Linked DNA regions of Homo sapiens: region 1 is linked to region 2. A link is an interaction called in ENCODE POLR2A ChIA-PET data of the cell type or tissue named here. Cell type or tissue: PC-3. All regions are shown on one strand. Each heading gives the region's core, and the rest is flanking DNA. Links, peaks and the distances in the headings are about the cores only. Region 1 has its middle 65 kb from the start of MBOAT2. Region 2 has its middle 11 kb from the start of MBOAT2.

The links. Peaks named below come from ENCODE experiments on the same cell type or tissue, not always from the same donor. Only the 100,000 strongest peaks of a DNase experiment are listed, where the experiment ranks them.
Region 1: POLR2A ChIA-PET joins it to region 2 with 5 read pairs; 9 of 35 experiments call an interaction of 5 or more read pairs at or near these places.

Annotation. Positions count from the first base shown.
Region 1 is chr2:9,064,230-9,072,948 of GRCh38, forward strand. No RefSeq gene overlaps it. Among named protein-coding and RNA genes, the nearest start is that of MBOAT2, 65 kb to the left of the region's middle. RefSeq lists an enhancer at 6,715-7,914. In PC-3, for the core only: no CTCF peak of the experiment used is centred there; no DNase peak of the experiment used is centred there; H3K27ac peaks cover 1,227 bases.
Region 2 is chr2:9,010,511-9,019,229 of GRCh38, forward strand. It overlaps the pseudogene HMGB1P25. Among named protein-coding and RNA genes, the nearest start is that of MBOAT2, 11 kb to the left of the region's middle. In PC-3, for the core only: no CTCF peak of the experiment used is centred there; no DNase peak of the experiment used is centred there.

The sequences.
Region 1 (8,719 bases), core at 2,622-6,621, 54 kb after region 2:
AATCCATCTTTCAGATCGATGCCATGCCTGGATGATGCTTATGGTGTCCTCCAGCACCGAGATTCTGTGTTCTCTGAGGCACACAGAAACTCTAAAATCCTATGCAATGCTGTAGTAGATTAACTCCTGCTCTTTTGCTTCTCCATCACCATCTTGGTGTCATTTGTAAGTAAATACTTGAGAGGCAGCATTACCAAATAAGGAAACATCAGTTGTTAAATTGTGGCATCCTAGGTCAAAGAAAAACCTACTCTAAGATTTTTATTACTTCAAAAGCAAACAAACAAGCCTACGTGTGCCAGGCACCCCTCATTCTCTACTTCAAATCATCTTCCTCAAGCCACTGCAGCAGAGACCAACTTTGCCCTCGTTTTGACTAGCTTCACACAGGTACCATCTGACAAAGTCTTACCTAAAGCACCCACATGTCTCACCTCCCGCTTCCTGCCTATCACTTGCTGGTGGGCGAGAACTGTGAGAATCTCTTCATTCAGGCATGCACAGCCCACAAGTGTGGGGGCTTAACACTCCACTAGACCAGTGGGGTACAGGAGCCAATAAATACATGCTTCTCCCTTTGAACCTTGTGCAAAGTCCTGAGATGCATTCCCTCAAAGGTCTCATGATCCTCACATGTCGTGATCCCATGAGACTGGGAGCTGGTTGCCTCTAGTGGTAGCTGTTGGGGAAATATAATTAAAATCAAAATCTCCCAAACCAGAAATCTTCTCTACAGTGGTAATATAGGAAGAAAACACCTTTACTAATGAATAAGAAACAAACTAGAATATCATGCGCATCACCGGCAATCCATAAGGATTGCAAAGGCAGAAATAATGCTCACCTCTTTATGTACCCAAGCATATACGACCCATCACATACATGTTCTCAAGATAAACAATAAATCATCCTCAAGTAAAAGGACTTGACAGCACCATTTGCCACATGTAGTTCATCCTCTTAAATTCATCTGGTAATTGTGGTAACCATCTAGGTTAGCTTATTAGCTTTATCCAGTGGAAAAATTAATTTCTTATATGTTTATAACATGAGACAGTTTTGAAAATTAGAGCAAGGTGCCCACCAAAATTAGGCTCCTATCCTCCCAAAGGAGATAGAGGAGATATCTCTTTTGATATTTGCATTTCAAGAAGATGGCTCTCAAGCTTCCTGGATCATAAAGCTGAAAACAAAAATGGCCAGCTGACTAAAGCCCAATCTAGTCTAATAAGGGATACATTTTGAGGAGAGGAAAATATAAATTTACAATTATAAATTTTCTAAGGAAAGGTGTCTAAGAAAAGGGGGTAGGGAAGAAAAATCCCTTTCCTCATTTTCAACAGACAGAACTAAGCCCCTTATTTTAAATTTGTATTTGTTCTTACACAGTCAACACAACAACACATCCTTGTGCTGGCTTCCCCTCCTTCCCTGTCCACCATTCTTCCCTCAACTCTGCTCCCTGGGAATCATTTAACAAAAACCCACCAACCATGAAAGCCTGCTTGGTGGGAAGTTCTAGGAAAGACCCTCTATAATGAAACACCATAATCAAAACTAAAAGGCAAAAAAAAAAATTGGATAAAATATTTCTCATGAAGGAGGGGTGAAGAATTAATATTACTAATGTATTAAAAGAGTGTACAAATAAGAAAGATACTAATCCCCAAAAGAAAATTACAAATTTAAATTACAAATCTTTTTTCCATCAGTTTTTAAACACTTTTAAAAGGTGATATTGTATTTAATCAAATCTAAGATTCATTAATGGTAAGATGCACCACATGTTATAAGCCATTATAAAAAGAAAAACGCTGCATATTAAACCAGAGCCAATAACCCATTTTTTCACTTGATGTGCATTTTCATTTCATTCACTGTATTCTTTAGCTCCAGAATTTCTGTTTAGTTCTTGTTTTATGATTTCTCTTTTTTTAAATTAAACTTCTCATTTTGTTCATGTGTTAGTTTTTCTGATTTTTTGTTGATTTGTCTATCTGTGTTCTCTTGTAGCTCACTGAGATTCCTTATAACAATTACTTCAAATTCTTTGTAGGCAATTCATAGATCTCCATTTCTTTGGGGTTGGCTACTGAAATATTATTGTCTTCCTTTGGTAGAGTCATGTTTCCTTGATTTTTTTCATGTTTCTTGAAGTCTTATATTGCTCTCTTTGCACTGAAGAAGAATCAGTTACCCTTCCAGTCTTTACTGACTGGCTTTGAGAGAGAAATGCCTTCACCAATCAGCTGAGCTAGGGATTCTAGACCTTTTCTATGAATGCATCTGCTCCACACCTCTTGTTCCCTGTACAAATGAGGCAGAAATTCTTAGGGTCATAGGCCTTGTTTTGATCCCATAAAGCCAGGCCAGGGATTGAGAGCCTCCTGTTTGTTTTCCCTAGGGCAGTGCTCCGAAATGTTCAAGTTTGTGTGCCTTCTCCCAATCCTGCAGAGTCAAGCTGGTGGTCTATATGACACACTTGCACTTCCCATCTGCAGGGGACACTCAGGGAGCCAACCTGCCGGGGGAGGGATAAGGTATGTGGAGCATTTGGGATGATGTGGGTCAGCTGAGGTGGGGGGTCCACAGGTGAAATGTTCTAAGTGGCTGGTAGTTGGCTTCCTAATAGACTCCACATAGCACTCAATAGGGTCCCTGACCTCTCTTCCCGTGTTTCTGGCCACTCAGCTGTACTGATTACCTCTGGATGAGATGAGAAAGAAGTGAGCCTCTTGGGTACCATCCTGCATGGCTGGGGGAGTTGGGTGCTCACTTGGAGAAGAGGTGATGTGGGTAAAGTGAAACTGTTTTTCTTACCCTCTTCAATGCATCTATTCTCGAATTTTTTGCTCCAATGGTATGCTGGAACATCTCTGCTGGACTCAGACTCTCACAGAGGTCCATGGGTAATTGTCAAAATTGATGCTTCTGCAGGGAGATGATGGTAGAAAGCTCCTATTCCACCATCTTGCAGACATCACCTATGTCCCAAATATAAATTAAACACTAGCTACTGCAACACTTTGATGGGATGAGTACCAGCAACATACAAGTGTATTTTTGTTTTTAAATAAACTTTTATTTTAGAGGAGTTTTATATATACTGAAAAATTATAAAGATAGTACAGAAGGTTCCCATATACCCCACACAGTTTCCCCCATTAATACCATACATTAGTAAGGTACGTTTGTCACAATTAGTGAACCAATATTGACATAATATTATTAACCAAGTCTATATTGTATTCATATTTTCTTAGCTTTTACCTAATGTCCTGTTTCTATTCCAGGATTCCACCCAGGATACCACATTATACATATTTAATTGTCCTGTGTCCTTAAGCTCCTCTTTGCTCTGAAAACTTATCAGACTTCCCTTGTTTTTAAAGTCCTTAAAAGTTTTAAGATCTGGTCAGACATTTTGTGTACTGTCACTCAAGTGAGATTTGTCTCATTTTTTTTTTACATGATTAGACTGGGGTTTTAGGTTTTGGGGAGGAAGACAATACAAGTAAAATGTCATTTTCATCACATCGTATCAAGGATACATACCATAAACATGATTTATCATGGTTGATGTTGACCTTGCTCACCTGGCTGAGGTTTTGTTTGTCAAGTTTCTCCACTATAAAATTGCCCTTTTTTCCTGTTTCCATGCTGTACTCTTTAGAAGAAAGTCACTCTATGCAGCCCACAATTACAGAGTAGGAAGTTATGCTCCACCTCTTTGAGGGCTATATATATATATGTATGTAACTATTTGGAATTCTTCTGCACAGAAGATTTGTCTCTTGTTTATTCGACCATTTACTTATATCAGTATGGATCCATGGATATTTATTTTATACATAGGGTTATAATCCAATGTTACTTTATTTATTTTCTTGCTCAAATTATTCCAGCTTTGGACATTGGGGGCTCTTTCAGTTGGCTCCTATGTCACTATGACATACCCCCATCAATGTGGGTTTTTTGCTTTTATTTTTATTACTTCCTTGTTTTCTAGCATTATCAGATACTCCAGAATCATCTTGTATATTTCTGCCCAGTTCTAGAACGAGCCCTCTCCCCTTAGAATCCCCCTAGGAATCCTTTTTTTGAAAAATGGTATTAGAAACCAATATCTGGGCACTAAGTATGCTCATTACTACTAGGGTCTTTCTCAGCCAACAGAGCAAGGAAATACATGTATGTATACTAAACTATGTAAATACATTTAGCTATAAATATTTCTGTATGTAACAATCTGTATTAATATTAAGCTAAACATAAGTTCATACTGATGTCTCCAACTCTACTCTAATACCCCAGGGATCATTCTAGCCTCCTCCCCTTACTTATCTGTAAATTCCCACTCTAACAGTGAGAAACCTGGCTCCCATTATGTCATCTACTTATTCAATCATTCAATTCCAGTATACATGGATAGAAGTATCAGAATTATTACCCTACCCCTATAGGAAACAACTTTATCAACAAGAATACAGTATTTATGTACAGTTCCCTTTGCCTTTATTCATAGATACTCCACTTGTTTCCAGAGTTACTTAGATCACCACCTGTTTCCTCCAGCCCTTCAGTGAAATTCCTTCGTATACATGTATTATGGTTATATTCTTTTTCTTACATTCTGTATTCCATCTTGAGATCCCATGATCTATTAAATGATTTTTGCATATATCAAAGTCCATTTTTTGCATTGTACAGCCCCATGAGTTTTGACAAATTCATAATATCATGTATCCATCATTACAGTATAATACAGGATATTTTCACTGCCCTAAAAACATCCTTTGTGCTTCATCTTTTTAAACTCTCCCAACCCACTTGAATCCTTGACAACCACTGATCTCTTTACCATCTCTACAGTTTCGCCTTTCCAGAATATACGTAGAGTTATATATCACTTTTTCAGACTGGTTTCTTTCATTTAGTAATATTCCTTTAAGATTCATCCACATCTTTGCATGGCATAACAATGCATTCCCTTTTATTTCAGAATAGCATTCCATTGTATAAATATACCATACTATGTTTATCTATTTAGCTGCTGAAAGCCATTGGTTGCTCCCAGTTTTAGATGAATCTGCTATAAACATTCATGTACATGTGTGGATATGAGTCTTCAAATCAATTGGGTAAATACCCAAGAGTGTGATTAGTGGATCCCAAGGTAAGACCACGTTTAGCTTCGTAAGAAGCTGCCAAAATGTTTTCCTAGGTAGCTGCAACATTTTGCATTCCCATCAGTGATGAATGAGAGTTCTTGTTGATTCACATCCTCTTCAGCAAAATTTACTCTGGCTATTTAAACCAAATGTGACGTTATTACAGGATAGCAGAAAGCTCAGAGAACTCATCTTTGGGAGCACTAAATCCTAGGCCCTGTGGCTCACTGCCAGGAATAATGCCCACTGTGCCGTAGAAACTGCTCTAGCAAAATGTGACAGACACTATTGCTCAACATGAGGTCTGCACACAGGTGTTCTTCCACCACAGCCCTTGAAATCCATATGCTGCCTCTTCCACCCCTGCCAGGCAACCCACACACACCCCTGTGCATGGTGACCTACTTATGTCACCCACCTCCTCTGAGGCTGTGTCACTGGGTGTATCTGAATCTATGTCCCAAGTTTGTAACTGTAGCCCAAAGGCATCTGTGAATGAGAGTCTTCTGGCTTCTGCCTTGCAAAGGTAGAACTCAGAAAGTGGGAAATTACCAAGTTATCCAAATATAGGAATGGTGTTCAAAGATGTTCTACATCTTTGACACCTGTCCATTATAGACTGTCACTGCAATGTATAATAGCAAAGACACTAGGATACAACCTAAATGTTCAGTAAAAGGCCATGGTCAAACAAAATGCAAACTAGCCATGAGAAAAAATATGAAACTAGAAGAAAATATGTTTTCCAAGGATTTCTACTGATTTTGAAATACAGTATACTCATGCTATGAGGTTACAGGGAATAAAGCAGTATGCAATTCCGTATATGCAGATGATCCAATTTCAAAAATAAAATTCCCTGTATGTATAGAATGAAGCCTGAAGAATATAACACGAAATACTGATGATGGGTTCCACTGAGTTGATTTTACTTTTCTTCTTACTCATTTTTTAATTTTCAAGTTTTCCACAGTGTATTAATTAAAAAAAAAAAAAGCATAACGTGGCTAGGTATGGTGGCTCACACTTGTGGTCCCAGCACTTTGAGAGGCCAAGGCAGGCAGATCACTTAAGGCAAGGAGTTCGAGACCATCCTGGCCAACATAGCAAAACTCTGTCTGTACTAAAAATACAAAGAATTAGCTGGGCATGGTGGTGCACACCTGTAATCCCAGCTACTCAGGAGGCTGAGGCACAAGAATCACTTGAACATGGGAGGCAGAGGTTGCATTGAGCCAAATTGGGCCACTGCACTTCAGCCTGGGTGACAGAGCGAGATTGCCTCAAAAAAAAAAAAAAAAGTGTTATCCTCCCTCTACCAAAAAGATTTTCATATACAAAAGCTTTCATAGTCCTAAAGAAGATGCCATCCCTCACTGAAATATAATTTACTTAAAGGTTCTCATGGATTTTAAAATAAAATCAATTATAACAGATTCTTTAAAGGAAGAAGTTGTTTTAGCATTCTTTATCAGCATGTATAATTGATTTGAATTTCTTCACTATAGAAAGTTTGACTCAAGCTCTTACTTGCTAGGTATAAGATATGGGTAAGCTGCTGTAATAAAAAGATTCTAAAACACAGTGGCTTTAACAACTTAAAAGTGTATTTATTTCTCCAGTGATAGTCCAGAGGTGAGCAGTCCAAGATTAGCAAGGTGGCTCTGCAATGTGAGGTTATTCCATGACTTGGGTTCCATTCCTCCGGTGTCTCTGCCACCTCCTAGGGTGAGGTCCTCATGGCACGGTTGAAGCTGACTCACCTCCATTCATGTTCATGCTCTGGCCTATTGGAGATGAGGAGAGAGAAACTTCAGGTCATTTCACTTTGTCTCAGAGAGGATGACTCAGAGGCCATTCAGAGCACTCCTGTTCACGTCCTGTCTGCTCAGGCTTAGTCACGTGGCCACACCTAGCTGTAAGAAGGCTTGGAATTGTAGGGTCTAGTTGGGTGGCCATGTGCCCTGCTAACACTCAGAGGTTCTATCCTTACATGCAAGAAAAGGAGAATGGGCCGGTGCAGAGGAGCACCCCTGCAGTCCCAGCTACTCAGGAGGCTGACGTGGGAGGCTCACTTGAGCCCAGGAGTTTGAAATCAAAATAGTAAGACGCTGTGTCAGAAAAAAAAAAAAAGAAAAGAAAAGAAAGAAAGAGACGGAAGGAAGGAAGGAAGGAAGGAAGGAAGGAAGGAAGGAAGGAAGGAAGGAAGGAAAGAAGGAGGGAGGGAGGGAGGGAGGGAGGAAAGTGTGAGCCACCGCGCCTGGCCAGTCGATTTCCACTCTTAACTGGATTCAAATCATCGTGGGAATTTGAACTCTGCACGTGTTAGGGCTGCACCCCCTGAGATTCTGATTCAGTTGATCAAGGGAGGTCCTCTTTCCTAAACACCCTACTTCCTGCTTGCCCTTCCCAGCCTCAAAGAATCCACTTCACAAAACCATTCCCTTCCTAAATCCTTAATCTCCAGACTCTAAGTCCTTCCTTTCTTGGACATACAGCAAATCCCCTTCAGGGCATAGACCTTTTAAACACAAAACTCTGAATGAATCATTTCTAGGGTGTCCAACTCAGTCCTGGAATATCCTCTTCTATTCTTTCAAACAGTAAAGCAAACAAGTGGCTCTCCCTCCCAGGGAAAGGAGAGCTCAGGCTTCCAGAGGATGAGAGAAAGTATTTCATTTCTTCCAGATGGGTCGATAGCAACAAAAACAAATTGAAGATAAATATCAATAGATCTCCATCCTACATCAAATTACAAATACATCTCTATGCTACCAATATGTTATGGGCTGAATCGCCCCCCTATCCCCCCACCGCCCACCATTCATGTGTTGAAGTCCAGACCCCTAGTACCTGACTGTGACCTTATTTGGAGATAGGGTCTTCACATAAGTAATGAAGTTCAAATAAAGTCATTCGGGTGGGCTTGATCCAATATGCCAGGTGTTATTTTAAGAAGGGGAGATTAGGACACAGACCCAGAGAAACCCCCACGTGAAGACACAGGGAGAAAGCCACCTACAAGCTCAGGAGAGAGGCCTCGGAGGAAGCCAACCCTGTGGATACCCTGATCTCAGACTCAGCCTCTAGATGGTGACAGAATAGATTTCTTCTGTGGATCCACCATATGGTATATATACATATACTGTAGGCACCCAGTCTATGGTACTTGTTTATAGTAGCCTTAGCAAACTAATACAATATGACTTCTGAGCATAAAACAGACATTGTAGTGGGAGGCTTATAAATATTTGCTGCTTTATTGTTATTGATTATTAACAGAGGGATTTAGCTGAAGGACTAGGGGCAATGAATCTGGATTTCCTGCTAAAACTGGTCCAGGCAAGCCGAAGACAAGGTCAAGAACAAAGCCTCATTGAAAACAGGGCTCAGAGGAGCTTGACTAAAATGTGGCCAAGGAGAGCATCTTTGTCACCCAGACTCTCTGTGATAATTAATCATGACAAGCAGCTGTTGTGAAATCTTTATCACTCAATTTATTTCAATTCCTCTGCAAATAATCTTAAAACAGTCTCATTTTCCAAGAG
Region 2 (8,719 bases), core at 2,260-6,259:
CTTATTCCTCCAGATTGAGGGGGAAAAAACACTGAGGGCTAAAATATAGGGTATAAAGAGTACGTTAAGTGATTTAATAAATTCCTGGCCTACCTCACCTGAAAGCATTAACAGAGTTTTGCACTTAACGGAAATAAATTGGGCGACAACTAGTTTTGAACATTTTCTTCTTAAATGCTGGAATATACTGTGGTTAGATATTTTGCTTTTAACTGTTAGTATCTATTCTGAACCTTTACAACCTACACAGTAGGAAAGGGATTTTAAAAGGACAAACAGTAACTCATATAAAGATTTCATGGATAAGAACTAAGCAATTGAATGCATAATTTATAGTTTGGAGTACCATATTACTTTGTGGCACATTTAAAATTGTTACTCTGATTGATTATTTTGAAAATTCCAGGCACCATTAGATTTCATCCCTCTGCACAGTATTTCTCTAAATACCATCTCTGAATCCACAAATATTTATCTTTTTTTGGTTAGCATCCAGCTGGTAACCAGTAAAATGATCCTACATTATTCTAGGACAGGAGCCAGGAACTTGGTCTTATTGCATAAAGCTACTCTATTCCTCTTTGTGTGAAATATATTCCACTACTGGTCCCTAGATACTTATTTAAGAGAGCACTTAAAATCGCTCCCTTTGGAGTTGCCTGAGTGTCATTGAGAAATAAATCAAAAGACAAAATCAACTCAAGTATGTCTGATACAACTCAACAAGGCAGTGTATCTCAGTGGGGTCCCAAGATCTTCTTTATTAGAATCACTCAGTATGCTTATTTAAAATCCAGATTTCTGGGCAAGTCAACACATAAAGAATCAGAATTTTCTATGTCAGAGCCTTAGAATCTGCATTTTATTAGTGTTCATGGGTAATTCCTAAGTACCCACTGAAGTTTAAGAACTATTGCCCTGGGCCCTTAATATATCGTATTCTATTAAGAACTTCATTATAATTAAGCAAATAGAAAAATAATTCATATATGCTGATTCATATGCCATAATAAATAATTTAACTAGGTTTTATTGTGTCTTTCCAATTTACAAATAATCCACAATCCTTTCTCTATGTTAAAATGTTAAATTCTCTAACAATACATCAGTACTAATAACTATGACAACTAACATTACTAGATCCATTTTCTAATGTAAATAAAATAAAAATCAAATGTCCAGGGTTCTTATTGATTATGTGTAATAAAGATATAAATATTCTTGTATATTTCTGAGTAGCTATGATTTCTTACAAATTTCAGAAACCTGCCAGCTTTGAGATCCTGCATTTGAGAGCCAGCATTGGCTGGATACACCATGCAAGTGATAGAGCATTTGGACCAGGAAGAGAATTTGGAAGTAAAGGGAATTGATGTAGCACAGTGTTCAGTTTTAAGAGCTTCATCTAGGTGAAGACTCATAAGTAATATACATATGGTATAGCCAAGGTCTTTTATGAAGGAAAAGTAATCACAGACAAAAATTGTCAAAGAAGAAAATGAAAAAAAGAAGCAATTAAGAAGTTTTAGAACAGGGCTGGCATTTTTCTCTTGTTTTTATTGTTTGGATTTCACTTTATTTGTATTAAACAATTTTAAGAGGCAAATAGCACTATAAGATTTTAGCAAAAAAAGAGAAGTCCCTGTTCTATCTTTTCTCATTCCTAAATTTTGCTTCCTATAGTTAACACTTTCAACTCTTTTTTTTCTCTCTCTCTTTTTTGAGACAGTCTTACTCTGTCACCCAGGCTGGAGTACAGTGGTGCAATCTTGGCACACTGCAACCTCTGCCTCCCAGGTTCAAGCGATTCTCCTGCCTCAGCCTCCCGAGTAGCTGGGATTACAGGCACCTGCCACCACACCCGGCTAATTTTTGTATTTTTTTTTTTTTTTTTTTTTTGATAGAGACGGGGTTTCACCATGTTGGCCAGGTTGGTCTTGAACTCCTGACCTCAAGTGATCCACTACTGTCTCCCAAAATGCTGGGATTACAGGCATGAGCCACCTTGCCTGGCCAACACTTTCAACTCTTTTAACTATTTCTATTGGAATTGACCTTCACATTTTCTGGGGTAAAAAAAAAAAAAAAGATGTTTATAGTGCTATTTCAGGACTTTTCCATTTTAAACATTGTACATTGACAACCTAACTGTGGATGATGAGAATAGAATTATTTTCCCATTCTCCTTTCAACCTGATTCTCCTAATATATTACTACTTTGGGCAAAACAAATATTTAGTGTTTCCATTATTATGAACTCATAGATATTATTCAGAGAGGAGCCACATAGTATATTATGATTATGTTTTCATTCCTCTACAACTTCGTGTTTTTCCTGGAGCTAACAGTTGCCTTTCCTTAATCATTCAGTTTTCTATGTAAGTATCATTAATTTGAATTCATTTCCAAATCCTACCACAGAACTCTAGAACTCCTATCAACATGGCCAGGTGCACAGAGTGATCTATTAGTTCTGTGTTTTTCTGGGTATCCTGGACCCCTGTGTTCTTCTGCTTCACTCTGTCCTGGCCACTCTTAAGCCCTAAAGCAAGCCTGCAGCCAAGGATTTTCCTTTGGTGTGATGGAGGGATTCCTTTCATTCCTCTCCCATAATGGGACACCTGGATGTTACACACCCAGGAACAACACCCAGTCCCACCGTAGGACTGCTCTAATAGTAATCCCACAGCCCCCGCCACTTGCTGTTTGGTACGTAACAACTCTAGGGACCAGATAGTACATGCATTGTCAATGGCGGTGAAAATTGGTTTTAGGAGATTGGGAGTAATAGATATTTATATAGTACATAAATAGGTAAACAATATATCTATGATCTTCAAATTTCGTGGGTAGGGTGGTTAAAGGAAAATGTTTCTAAAAAAGCTCCACAGAGGAGCAATAATGAAAGAAAAAAGGATGAGAAACACAGATAGCAGAGCCTTTGCCGCAGGTGCCCCAGAATATGTACTACCTCTGTGTGGTTACCATTTCTTGTCTCCAATGCCCAAATCTCTCCTGGGTGAGTTTGCCTGATGGACCTCAGTGACATGCAGAGCTGCTGCTGCAAGGGAGCCTGGGAAATACAGTTTTTTCTTTCTAGTGTCTAAAACAGAGGAAAGCTGTTAGGAAGGGGATGAGGGAGTGGGTGTTGAGTGCACCAGTCTGTGATATCTGCCCAAGATGGGTCTAGAATTTCAGATTGAAACCCTCATCACTTAGAATTTTGAAGGCATTGCTCCATTTTCTTATAAGTTCCAATGATGCTATTAAGAAATGTCATTTTAATTTCTGATTCTTTAGATGTGACCTGGTTTTTAATTTTTCTTCCCTCTCTAGAGATATTCTTTTTTATCGCTGATGTTCTGAAATTGTAGTGATCTGTCTTAGGTGGGCCTTGGCTATTCATTGGGCTGGGTATTTTGTGGACTCTTTGGATGTAGAAACACAAGACCTTCAGTTCAGGAAGTTTTTCATGTTTCTTTGATAATTGTCTTCTCTTCATTTTTCTGTTCTCTCTTTGTGGAATTCTTATTTGTAGGATAGTGGGCTTTCTGGGTTAATCCTCTAACTTAACTTTTGTCTTTATTTTCCAGCTTTATCTTTTCTTCTATATAACTTTCTCAACTTTATCTTCCAACCTTCTCCTGATTTACTAATATTTTCTTTAGATATTTTTCATTAAATTGTTCACAAAAATATATACATTCCCCTCATTGAAAATTCCTGCAATGAATATAAGTAACAAAATGAAATAAGAATGAAATAATGTTTCATACCCTTAAAAAGTTTAAGTTATGAGAAAGGGGGTTTGTTCAATAAAAGAAACAATAAATAAATGTGAACAAGCACCCAGAACACATCCAAATGTCTATGCAAAGACTGTTCCCAACAGCTATCCCACTGCACGTTATGGTTTATGTAACTCCTCAACCAACCACTTATGAAATGTAAGTTAAGAAATATGAGATCTACCTCATGTTTCTGATTTTCACAATATCAGTGCCAAACTCATACCATCTTCACTAACTCTAAATGTTGAATGTTTCCAAAGTGAAAAGCAAACAATTCTTATAACCTGCTGAGCAGATTTTGCTGAAATAGTGAATTTCACTGTACTTAAGAAGAATTTGTTGGCCAGGCGTCGTGGCTCATGCCTGTAATCCCAGCACTTTGGGAGGCCAAGGTGGGTGGATTACTTGAGGTCAGGAGTTCAAGACCAACCCGGCCAACATGGTGAAACCCCATCTCTACTAAAAAAGAAAATACAAAAATTAGCCAGATGTGATGGCGCACGCCTGTAATCCCAGCTACTCAGGAGGCTGAGGCAGGAGAATGGCTTGAACCCAGGAGTCGGAGGTTGCAGTGAGCTGAGATCATGCCACTGCACTCCAGTCTGGGCAATAGAGTGAGATTCCATCTTAAAAAAAAAAAAAAGAAAGAAGAAGAAGAAGAATTTGTTGCAACTTATATTAAAATAGCATGAATAACAAATAACACCAAATAAATATCAGCAAGAGTAATGCCTACACATATTAAAGTATCCATTTAAACCATGTTCTAATTAAATAGAATGTCCACTAAGTCAATTTTATATATCATTACACGTAACATGATATCAAAGAATATGACTTTATCTATTAGGCATTTCCAAATACCTATTCCCAAATTAATATTTATGCACTTGTTAAGACTTACAGTTTACTTAGAAATAAAACAGAAACAAACACACATGCATTTTTATAATTTAAAATATTTCATGTTACACATGAGCAATGTTCAGATTTAAGTTTTAAGCCAAGTTTACTTTTTCCTAAGTTGTATTTATGCCAAGGCTTTCTTACAAAAATATATCTTATGTGTATAAATTGGACAAACTTACAGTAGTATTTCTAATGTTCAATTTGAGATGGGAAAACATAAACCTATTCTGAATAAAGATATTTGTCAAGGTTTGGGGTGTAAACATTTTGTCAGGCAAACAATTTAGTAAAAAAAAAATTGACCTTCATTTAAAAATATACGCAATCTCATAATAAGCCCCTGGACTTCCAAGTTGAAATACAGCTTGCATTTCTAGCGAAGACATATGCTTTATTTAAAGGGACAGGGTGAGTTATAAATTCACCAACATGTTGAAAATGCATTAGTTTTAAAAAAGCCAATACTGCTTCTGAAATGTAGGCAGTGGGTTATAATGTGTTCACAAATTTCAGAAAATATTGCTTCTCCCCTTTGATGATATTCCTGTAGTAAGTAAAATACAAGACTTTGACTCTGGTCAGTGGTCTCATTTGATGGCCGGGGTAATATATTTGATTTTATATATACAAACAAGCATTTCCTCCCCAGATGTCCTATTCACAGTGTCAAAAATTATAGTTCTATTTAGAAGTAATAGTGATAGAGCCAGATGAACCATCACTCCTTGTTGCTAACAAAGCAGAAATTCTGAACAATGTTTTCACCCATGGCTATTTTGATATCTGTAAGAGCTTCGGCACAAGCTAAAATTCTCATCAACCTTTAAAAAATGGCAATGAAAACAACAACAAGATCAATCATGGAAACTTCTCCACTATTCCTGATACACGTTCAATCAACTAATACAAAGCAAAGCTCAGTGATGCAGTAGAGAGAGACCAGGCCTCCAGAGTGATGCAGAATTATGCAGAAGAAGAATATTCCTTCTGCGGTCATGACTATTCCAATTTACTATGAATGTCCCCATCTGGAGAACAAAACAAACCTGATTCAACCAGAATGGATAAGCAGAGTTAGCTTTCATGGTCCTATAATATTAGGTGACACAGCTTTGGTCTTTAAAATTTGCACAGGTGACAAAATAAAATAAACTCAACAATATAACCAGATGGCTCATTCAGTTGCTGGAGAATAGTTTTAAATGCATGTAAAATTTATTAAAGTAAAATTTCTCTAAGTATTGATTATTATTCACTGATTCATTTATTCACAAAATATTTATTGAGTTCCTAAAATATCAGATACTGTGTTAATCACTGGGAATATCAGAGTGAACAAAAATGTCAGGTCTCCAAAGAGTGGAGTATCTTTATGTTTACTGAGGAGATTATAGAAACATATCGAACAGCGTTTCTGTGAACTACAAACCTCATTTATCACGTTTAACCACCACGCACATGCCACTTCCACTTCATTCTAATACACACTCTGAAAGGTCTGACAATTGGGAAGCATGGTGCTCCAACACAATTTTTATTATCTAAAATGTTTCTAAAGATCATAAATAGAACATAAGGTACATTTTATTCCTACATCAGTGGGTTGAATCTTTTCAAAAACAGCTGAAATCTTTTAAAAATTTGATGTGATAGTACATTAAATAGGTGTAAAATAGTGGTCAAATTAAAAGAGAACTTACTTTAATCAATGAAAGAGAAGGACTCCTTTTATGTCCACTATTTTGTTTATTTTTTTCTTTTTCTTTTTTTTTTTTTTTTTTTTTTTTTTTTTTTTTTGCCCTTCCTCTGTTGCCCAGGCTGAAATGCAGTAGCACAATCATAGCTCACTGTAACTTCAAACTCCTGGGCTCAAGTGATCCTCCAGCCACAGACTCCTGAGTAGCCGGGACTACAGGTAGGCACCACAGTGCCTGGCTAAGCTTTTAATTTTCTTTTTTGTAGAGACGGGGTCTCTTCCTGTTGCCCAGGCTGGTCTGAACTTCTGGCCTCAAGTTACCCTCCTGTCTGGGCCTCCCAAAGCACTGGGATTACAGGTGTGAACCACGACACCAATCCCCCATTATTTTCATATTTCAGTAACAAAATGTGTATTTGAACCAGACTTCTTCTTATAGCTTCAATGTGAAAACACAATTTTGATTACTCTCTCACTATATTTCTGCAATTTTTAGCCCTGAAGGGGAGGGAGAAAAAAGATTGAAACTCTATGGGCCTTTGTTCAAAATCATTAGTGGCAAAAATAAGGTAAGACATAAGAAATGAAGAATTATTAAATGAACTTTAAACTTCCAGGAACCCAGGGCACACTTAATTACCTTCACCAAGTATCTTGCAAATGTATTTCATGAGCCACAAGGGAAACGGGTGGAGTGTGGACAGACTGATATAAAACCAGCTTAACCGCTGAAAAAGACAACCCAAGCGTCTGGGGTCCCGGGTCTCAGCTTGTCTGTGCCTCTATCCAAAGTCATTATCACGACATCTATGGTACAGAAAAATTTCGTCAAATGAAATAAGGAAAGGATCTATGAATGGTTCAACAAATATGTGCAAAATGTCACTTCTAAGACTCTTGGACACCCCCCCAAAATTATTGTTTTTTTTTTTTTAACTTAGGAGCGTTTGGAATGTCAACAAAACAGCTGCAACTTTTTTTTTTTTTTGCAATTATAGAGTGGTATTCAGAACAACAATGCTAACAGAACAACAATTATTTCCTATAAGCTGCATCAGAGACAACTGAAGATGAAAAAGCTACCATCCCTGTATATAACTAATTTGTTCTGTACACCAACAAGGACTTGCTTTACATTTGCCTGTCAATTTACAATCCCCATACTGTACCAGGCAAGGCTAGTGGCTATTGAAAATACCACCAAGACAGGGTTATTTAAAGACATATTTGGTAATGTAACTGTACAAAAAAAGACACTGTACAGTTTAAAAACAAATCTTACACAGCCTTATATTTCAGAGTTTTTTTCTTTAAAAGGAGTGAATTATGTACGGGGTGGTTAAATGCTTTATAGACAAGGAAAAACTGCACTAAAACCAACTTAGTCATCATCATCTTCTTCATCTTCCTCCTCCTCATCATCCTTTTCATCTTCCTCCTCTTCCTTCTTTGCTTTTTTCAGTCGTGATGACTCTTTTTTTTCCTGCTGCATCCAGTTTTCCTTTAGCTGAGTATGCAGCAATAAGCAATATCGTTTTTGTATTTTTCCTTCAGCTTTGCAGTCTTCTTTTTACAAGATTGCCTTTCACCAGCAGCACTGTTATTCTACACCTCTCTGTTTCTTTACAACATCACCAATGGACACACCAGGATGTTCTCCTTTAATGTTGGAGTCCAGAACAAGAAAAAGGCCGAAGGAGGCCTCTTGAATGCATTGGGATCCCGGAGCTTCTTTTTTATTTCTCCTTTGGGAGGGATGTAGGTTTCATTTCGCTTTCATTTCACAGGCCTGGTCTGCCTGTGCCATGTCCTCAGATTTTGCTTTCTCTTTAGCTGACGTGACCTTCCACTTCCCTGAGCACTTCTTAGAAGGCTCTGAGAAGCTGACGGAACCATCTGGGTGCTGCTTCTTGTGCTCCTCCTGGCCAGTTTGCACAAAGGATGCCTGTGATGACATTCTGCCTCTCGGCTTTTTAGGATCGCCTTTGCCCATAGTTAGTTATGTTTCCTTGGCAAGGCACAGCCTCGCCCCATGCCCATCCGGCTCTCGTGGGCTCCTGGCGCAGTCTCTATGAAACTCAATGTAGTGCCATGCTGTTGAATCTTTTTTAATAGCTGAAACCTGTTATCATATCAATTGACATATATACACACATTAAAAATCTCAAAATTGGCTGGGCGCAGTGGCTCAAGCCTGTAATCCTAGCACTTGGGAGGCCAAAGCGGGCAGATCACCTGAGGTCAGGAGTTTCAGACCAGCCTGGCCAACATGGTGAAACCCCATTTCTACTAAAAATATAAAAATTAGCTAGGTGTGGTGGTG